Regions from separate parts of the Homo sapiens genome. Here region 1 is linked to region 2. Evidence: chromatin loops called from intact Hi-C (ENCODE). Cell type or tissue: Panc1. All regions are shown on one strand. Each heading gives the region's core, and the rest is flanking DNA. Links, peaks and the distances in the headings are about the cores only. Region 1 overlaps MAK (male germ cell associated kinase). Region 2 has its middle 8.0 kb from the start of TMEM14C.

Region 1 (4,400 bases), core at 89-4,088, 80 kb after region 2:
AGTGATATGCAAGAATCTGGTATGGCTGAGAAGACTGGAAAGGGGCAAATATAATACTTTTAATAAAGTAGAAGATTTATTTTTGCAAACTCCACATCAGTAAGTTTGGTAGAGGATGAGGGCAAAGATTCTAAAATCAATTATTAAAGGGGATGTTTGTGAGCACTAAGGAAAAACAGTGATAGCTCATATAGACCACACTTTTTCATAAAAGGCAAACAATGAATTCATTCAGTGTAGTGTATGTGGACTTCAGCCCAGTGGGTGAAGGCAGCAAAGGGGATCAGCACATAGTTGAAGAACTTGACCAACAGTACTGACAAATGGATCAACGTCAATCTAGAGAAAGGTTCTAGTAGCCTGCCCAAGATCTCACGGTCGTTCTATTCATCATGAAGATTCAGGAGCAAAACAGACAACTAAACAAATACACAGCTGGCAACAAGCTGGGCAGAATGGGTAAACTGAGAAGAAAAAATACAGATTCAAAAATAATTAGAAATTGAAGAGGTAAGAGATCTTGCAACTTTTTGAATCCTAGAGATGAAATACACAAGTCAGAGGTACAGAATATGCAATTTAGGAGAAGCATTTGTGAAAAAACAGGTATACTTAGAAATTTTAGTTAACACAGTACTTAATCCCAGCTCTGGAACTCACCTATATAAAAATGTGTGTGTGGCGGGGCTGGGGGCTAGGTTATTCTCTTTAACTTAGAGAATGCACACAGCGTCCCTCGCATATGCATGGCACTTGGAAGCTACTCAATAAATATTAACTTCCTTTCCTTCCCTCACAATATGAGTCAACAATTGATGCATCTTCCAAGGGGTCATGGGGAGGACTGTCATCGTTGGTGGCACGAGTGCACATATGGTTTAGAATGTCGGAGGTGATTCGCCCTGCTCTATATTCCCTGCCTGCTGTCTGCCTCTAGCTCTGGCAACCTCATTCTAAGTGGAAAGCAAGATGAGAGGGGACTTAAAGACACATTCATAATAGGAACTGAGAGTTATCAGTCATTGGTGAATGGTGTTATATGCAGAGCCCTTAAGGGAATTGGAGAAGTTTCTCTAGAGAAAAGGGCAGATAATATAAGGGCTATTTTCAAATATCTAAAAGGCTGCCTTTCTAGAAAAGTGATTAGCCTTCATTAAAAGCTAGAAAACCAGATTTTACCCAGTATTAAGGAAGAACTTTCTAATATTCAGAACTGTTCCAAAGATAAAAGTGGACTCCCCAGGACCCCAGAGGTGGTTTACAAGTCATGTGGGCAATTATTCATTCCTTCATTCACTGAACAAATATCTACTGAGAATCTACCATGTGGCAGGCACTGGTCGGGGTGCTGAGGCTGTACTGATAAACACACAAACATTCCTGACCTCACTGAGCTTGCTGCATTCCAGAGGAAGAGACAAATAAACAATAAACATAAGAAGTAATTAACAGTATGTTAGAATGTGATTAGTGCTATTGGGGGACGAGGAGGCCTTGCTTATCTAGGTTGGTGGGGCAGTTGGGGACTGGAAGGAAATAGATACAGTGCTGTATAAGACCGATTTCCATCCTAAAATGCCATAATGCAAACACATTTGGGAGTGTATACCCAGTGGGACAGCTAAAATACTACAGCAACTGAAGAGCTCCTGGAGCTGAACAAAAGATGGAAGAAAAAGTTTTATACTATGCCTGACACTTTAAAAACCTATTCTGGCCAGGTGCGGTGGCTCAGGCCTGTAATCCAAGCACTTTGGGAGGCCAAGGAGGGTGGATCACCTGAGGTCAGGAGTTCAAGACCAGCCGGACCAACATGGAGAAACCCCATCTCTACTAAAAATACAAAATTAGCTGGGCATGGTGGCACATGCCTGTAATCCGAGCTACTCAGGAGGCTGAGGCAGGAGGATTGCTTGAACCTGGGAGGTGGAGGTTGTGGTGAGCTGAGATCACACCATTGCACTCCAGCCTGGGCAACAAGAGCAAAACTCTGTCTCAAAATAATAATAATAATAATAATAAATAAAAACCCATTCTCTCCATGTTCCTTAGCATTTAAGAACACTGTAAAATGAAAGTACTGTTAAAAATTCTTAAGATTTAGGATCAGTACTCTGGAGTACCCGATTCTTTTAAATTCTTTCTTTGAATTCTTCTGCATTGAAAGAATTTTAGGCCGGGCTTGGTGGCTCACGCCTGTAATCCCAGCACTTTGGGAGGCCGAGATGGGTGGATCATCTGAGGTCAGGAGTTCGAGACCAGCCTGGCCAACATGGTCTCCACTAAAAATACAAAAATTAGCTGGGTGTGGTGGTGGGTGCCTATAATCCCAGCCACTCAGGAAGCTGAGGCAAGAGAACTGCTTGAACCTGGGAGGTGGAGGTTGCAGTGAGCCAAGATCGTGCCATTGCACTCCAGCCTGGGCAAATAGAGTGAAACTCCGTCTCAAGAAATAAAAAAGAAAAGCCCAGGTGCAGTGGCTCATGCCTGTAATCCCAGAACTTTGGGAGGCCAAGGCGGGTGTATCACTTGCAGTCAGGAACTCAAGACCAGCCTGGACAACATGGTGAAACCCCATCTCTACTAAAAATACAAAAAAATATCCAGGCGTGGTGGTGGGCGTCTGTAATCCCAGCTACTTGGGAGGCTGAGGCAGGAGAATCGCTTGAACCCAGGAGTCAGAGATTGCAGTGAGCTAAGGTCGTGCCACTGCACTCCAGCCTAGGCAACAAAAGCGAACCTCCGTCTCAAAAAAAGAAAAAGAAAAAAGACTGAAGACTGTAGCATGTAAACTTGGTTACTTTTATCCTGAAAGTTTTTCTTTTTATAAACCATATTAGAATTTTAAGTGATCTCATGTCAAGCTCCAACCAGAGGACTCAGGGTCTTTAACAAAGAAAAATCTTTTATATCTTTTCCAACATTATTAGAAATGCCTCGAAAAAAATCTTAATTGCACGAGTCAAACTATTTCATTGCAAGTGTCATGACTGGCTACTCACAGTTGGCATGTTTTTGACGATGCTCGGGAATAGCGTTTGTGGCGGTTTCTCCTGACTCTGTTGCTTTGGAGGTTGCTGGACGCTCAGGTTCTGTGGCGGCTGAATGGGCTGCAGTGGCTGCTGGCTAGTTTTTGGCTGGGGTTGTCCAACAACCTGATCGATTATATCCGGCAGAGGCTTAGGCTCTACCTCAACTAAAGATGGCTTTGATTCTAATGGTTGCAGCTGCTTATTTAAAGACTGTTTTGATTCCAGATGATTTGACGAAGGGCCTAATACCTGACCAACTTGAAAATATGGGTGTTTCAATGCCTATAAAAACACAGAGAAAACAACAAATGGAAAACAGTTCCACCTAAATGTATTGCACATAAACTATGGTTGGCCCTGTGCGAGGCATTTATCATTAGCCCACATGAGCTTCAAAGATTTAGAAAGCAGCCATCATTCCCTATACAGTGCCTCTTTTAAAAGATAACCAGAAAAAAATGATTTGAGAAATAAATTGCATTAAAAAATTAAAAGTGGCTGGGCATGGTGGCTCACGCCTATAATCCTAGCACTTTGGGAGGATGAGGTGGGAGGATCACTTGCGGTCAGGAGTTCAAGACCAGCCCGACCAACATGGTGAAACCCAGTCTCTACTAAAAATACAAAAATTAGCCAGGCGTGTTGGTGGATGCCTGTAACCCCAGTTATACGGGAGGGTGAGGCATGAGAATCGCTTGAACCTGGGAGGAGGAGATTGTAGTGAGCCAAGATTGTGCCACTGCACTTCAACCTAGGCAACACAGCGAGACTCCACCTCAAAAAAAAAAAAAAAAAAGTACTAGTAGGAAAAAATAGAAAGCTCACTTGTTATTATAACATCTAAGCAAAACAGCTGTTCTATTTATTTAAAGATTTGTTAGTGAAAATAAAATGTAATTTATAGACATTGGCTAAATTAATGTGATTACTTCAAGCTAAAATACTACACACCAATAATGGTTTAGAGTACACTCAAAGACATTAAAAAGTGAATTAAGAAAATCTTCCATATAGATTATTTGAAATGATTAACCAGAGCTGTATGTAAAATTCCGGGTTACTCTCAGCCTGAGTACAACAATATACCTACTAGTAATAAAAAAAAAATCTAAAGAGGGGACAACAAACACATACTGTTGAAGTTTATTTCATCGGTATACCAGCAAAGAGAAGACATTTATGGGAAGAAAATATAAAAATATTATGAAAAATGATCACTGTTTGAGTTTTATCTAGATCAGTCACCTGACTGCTTGCATGAGAGGGAAAGGACCCCCTGGTGTATGGGTGGCACCATCTAATAGCAGTGCTTCCCAAATGGAGGCAAGTTTGCCCCTTGGGAGATATCTGGCAATGTCTGGAGACATT
Region 2 (4,400 bases), core at 69-4,068:
TTCGCCATGTTGGCCAGGCTGGTCTCAAACTCCTGACCTCAGGTGATCCGCCCGCCTTGGCCTCCCAAAGTGCTGGGATTACAGGCCTTAGCTACTGCGCCCAGCCAGATCTTTGATTTCTTTTATCAGTGTTGTGTAGTTTTCAGCATACAAATCTTGCACGTGTTAGATTTATTTGTAAGTATTTGGGGTGGGGGAATTACAAGTAATTTTTTTTTTTTTTTTTTTTTTTTTTGAGATGGAGTCTTGCACTGGTGCCTGGGCTGGAGTGCAGTGACGCCATCTCGGCTGACCGCAACCTCTGCCTCCTTGGGTTCAAGCGATTCTCCTGCCTCAGCCTCCCAAGTAGCTGGGATTACAGGTGCCTGCCACCATGCCCGGCAAATTTTTTTGTACTTTTAGTAGAGATGGGGTTTCACTATATTGGCTAGGCTGGTCTCAAACTCCTGACCTCGTGATCTGCCCACTTTGGCCTCCCAAAGTGTTGGGATTACAGGCATGAGCCACTGCACCTGGCCTACAAGTGATATTTTTAATTTTGGTGCCCATATTCATTGCTAATACATAGAAATACAGTTTATTTTTGTGTGATCTTACATCCTGCTATCTTGCTGAATTCATTTATTCTAGGAGTTGTTTTGTTGGGGGTTTCTATGTAGACAATTATGTTATCTGCAAATATAAATAGTGTTATTTCTATCTGTATTTTTCCCCATTTTCTTGCCTTATTAACTGACTAGAAGATGCAGCACTGTGTTGAATAACAATAGTGAGAACAGACATCTTTGCCTTGTTATGATCTTAGGGGAAAAATATTCAGTCTTTCACTGTTAAGTATAATGCCAGCTGTAGGGTTTTCGTAGATATTCTTTGTCAAGTTGAAGAAAGGTCAACTTGACATCCCCTGTTTCATTCCTGATATTGGTAATTTGTGTCCTCTCTGTTTTCTTTGTCAGTCTTCCTAGAGCTTTGTCAGTTTTATTATCTTTTCAAAGAACCAGTTCTGCCAGGCACGGTGGCTCATGCCTGTAATCCCAGCACTTTGGGAGGCCGAGGTGGGCAGATCACCTAAGGTCAGACGTTCAAGACCAACCTGGAAAACCTGGTGAAATCCTGTCTCTACTAAAAATATAAAAATTAGCCGGGCATTGTGGCAGGCGCCTGTAATCCCAGCTACTAGGGGGGCTGAGCCAGGAGAATCGCTCAAACCCGAGAGGCGGAGGTTGCGGTGAGCCGAGACTGTGCCACTGCACTCCAGCCTGGGCAACAGAGAGAAACTGTGTCTCAAAAACAAAACAAAACAAAGAATCAGTTCTTTGTTTCATTGACTCCTTCTGTTTTCAATTTCATTTTCTGCTCTCATCCTTATTTCCTTCTTTCCTTCTGCTTGCTTTGGGGTTTCTTTTGCTCTTCTTTTTCTATTTTCTTTTTGGTTTGTTTTAGGATTTTTTAGAGACATGGTCTTGCTATGTTGCTCAGGCTGGCCTTTAACTCCTGGGCTAAAGCCATCCTCCCACCTTGGCCTCCGGAGTTGCTGGGACTACAGGTGTGAGCCACCACACCTGGCTTTTTTACTAGGTTCTTGAGGCAGGAGCTTATATTATGTGAGTTTTTCCCTCATTTCAAATGTGTGCTCTTAAGGTTTTTAGCACTGCTTTTGCTACATGCCACTGTTTTTGTATGTAGTAGTGTATCTATCTATTTAAAAGAGACAGGGTTGTGTTATGGTTGCTGAGGCTGGTCTCAAACTTCTGGCCTCAAACAATCTTCTGGCCCCAGCCTCCCAAGTAGCAAACACAGTTTGGTTTTTTGTAATACTTTGAGACATAATTCATACAACATACTATTCACCCATCGAAAGCATACAATTCAATGTTTTTCAGTCTATTCACAGAGTGCAACTATCACAAAAATCAATATTAGGACATTTTAATCACTCCAAGAAGAAACCTTGGACCCCTTAGCTGTCATTCCCCATTTCTCCCTCCCAAACACCCCTAGGTGTATGCAACCACTGATCTGTCTTCCGTATGTGTAGGATTTGCCTAGTCTAGACATTTCATAGAAATGGAATCATTCCATTTGGGGTCTTTTGTGATTTCACTTCACATATTGTTCCAGGGTTCATCCATATTGGTTTTTTGTTGTTGTTGTTGTTTTAGATGGAGTTTCGCTCTTGTTGCCCAGGCTGGAGTGCAATGGTGCGGTCTCGGCTCACTGCAACCTCTACCTCCTGGGTTCAAGCGATTCTCCTGCCTCAGCCTCCCAAGTAGCTGGGATTACAGGCACCCGCCACCATGCCCAGCTAATTTTTGTAGTTTTAGTAGAGACGGGGTTTCGCCATGTTGGCCAGGCTGGTCTCAAACTCCTGACCTCAGGTAATCCGCCTGCCTCGGCCTCCCAAAGTGCTGGGATGACAGGTGTGAGCCACTGTGCCTGGCAAGGGTTTATTCATATTGTAACATATATCAGTATTTCATTTCTTTTTATTGCCAAATAATATTTCATTGCATGGATATAACACAGTTTGTTCATTCTATAGCTGATGCATATTTGTTTCTTCTTGGCTAGTAAGAATAATGTTGCTTTGAACATTCATTTACAAGTTTTTGCATGAACATATGTTTTCATTTTTCTTGGGTACATATATACCTAGAAGTAAAATTGCGGAATCAGATGGTTACTCTTATGTTCAACCTTTTGAGGGACTGCCATACTGTCCTAAAGCGATCACACCCTTTATATTTCCACCACCAGTGTGTGAGTGTTCCAATTTTGCCACACCTTTGCTGACACCTGGTTTTTTGTTTTTATTATAGCCATTCCAGTGGGTGGGGCTTAGTAGCTCATTGTGATTTTGATTTGCATTTCCTGATGGCTAATGATGGTGAGCCTCTTTTATCTTTTTTGAAAAAATGTTTATTACTCCTGACCTCAGGTGATCCACCCGCCTCAGCCTCCCAAAGTGCTAGGATTACAGGCGTGAGCCACCGCGCCCGGCCCTGGATTCACAATTCTAATCCATTGATTTATATGCCCATCCTTATAATAGTACAATACAGTCTTGATTACTATAGGTTTGTAGTAAGTTTTGAAATAAGGAAAGGTGAGTCTTGCAACTTTATTCTTTTTGAAGATTATTTTGGCTGTACTGTGTCCCTTGAATTTTTAATGAATTTTAATATCAGTTTATCAATTTCTGCAGAGTCCAGCTTGAATTTGACAGGAATTGCATTGAATCTGTAGATCAATTTGAGGAATATTATAACCTGAAAAATTTGAAATCCTCCAATCCACAAACAAAGGATATCCTTTTATTTATTTAGGTATTCTTTCATTTCTTTCCACAGTGTTTTTTAGTTTTCAGTTTATAAATTTTGTATTTATTTTATTAAATTTATTTCTGAGGGTTTTATTCCTTTTGATGCTATTGTAAATTGAATTGTTAATTTCACTTTTGGTTTATTCATTGCTACTAATGCTATATATTTTAATGTGTTGTATTTTCATTTTATTCAGGATAATGCACTTTTCTTGGCGGCAGGGGAGGGGGCAAGGTCACCCAGGCTGGAGTGCAATGGCGTGATCTTGGCTCACTGCAGCCTTGGCCTCCTAGAGACAGGCAATTCTCCCACCTCATCCTCCTGAATGGCTGGGACTAGAGGCACATACCAACACGCCTGGCTTTTTTGTGTCTTATAAAGACAGGGTTTTACCACGTTGGCCAGGCTGCTCTTAAACTCCCGGACTCAAGCGATCCTACCACCTTGGCCTCCCAAAGTTCTGGGATTACAGGCATGAGCCACCACACCTACCTAGCCTTAATTTAATTTCTAGATTTTTAATTTTTAGAGCCACCATGCCTAGCCTTAATTTAATTTCTGGATTTTTCTCTTTGACCGACAGATTATTTTAAAATGTTTAGTTTCCAAGTGTTTGGAGATTTTCTTATCTTTCTGTTACTGATTTCTAATTTGATTCCATTGTTGTTGGAGAACACATTCTGTATGATTTCAATTCTTTTAAATTAGTTGAGATTTGTTTTATGGCCCAGGATATGATCTCTCCTGATAGATGTTCTGTGGACACTTGAATATGTATCTTGCAGTTGTTGGGTGGAGCACTCTATAAATGTATATTAGATCCTGTTAGTTGATGATGTTATTGGGGTTTTTCTATATCCTTCCTGACTTCTGGTCTACTGCTTTTATCATCATTTAGAGGGATTGAAGCATCCAACTATAACTCTGGATTTGTCCATTTCTTATTTCAATTCCTTCAGTTTTTGTTTCACATCTTTTGCAGCTCTATTGTTAGGTACATATACATTTAGGATTTCTGTTTTCTTGGTGGATTGACTCTTAAATCTTTATACAATGTCACTGTCTCTGGTCATTTTC

What was found. Peaks named below come from ENCODE experiments on the same cell type or tissue, not always from the same donor. Only the 100,000 strongest peaks of a DNase experiment are listed, where the experiment ranks them.
Region 1: it touches region 2 in a loop (2.0-fold over the local background); 10 of 110 quality-filtered maps call a loop at or near these places.

The regions. Positions count from the first base shown.
Region 1 is chr6:10,792,996-10,797,395 of GRCh38, forward strand. It overlaps MAK (male germ cell associated kinase), which reads right to left. Exons shown (of 15, transcript NM_001242957.3): 9 at 3,003-3,314. Among named protein-coding and RNA genes, the nearest start is that of MAK, 43 kb to the right of the region's middle. In Panc1, for the core only: no CTCF peak of the experiment used is centred there; no DNase peak of the experiment used is centred there.
Region 2 is chr6:10,712,903-10,717,302 of GRCh38, forward strand. No RefSeq gene overlaps it. Among named protein-coding and RNA genes, the nearest start is that of TMEM14C, 8.0 kb to the right of the region's middle. In Panc1, for the core only: no CTCF peak of the experiment used is centred there; no DNase peak of the experiment used is centred there; H3K27ac peaks cover 494 bases.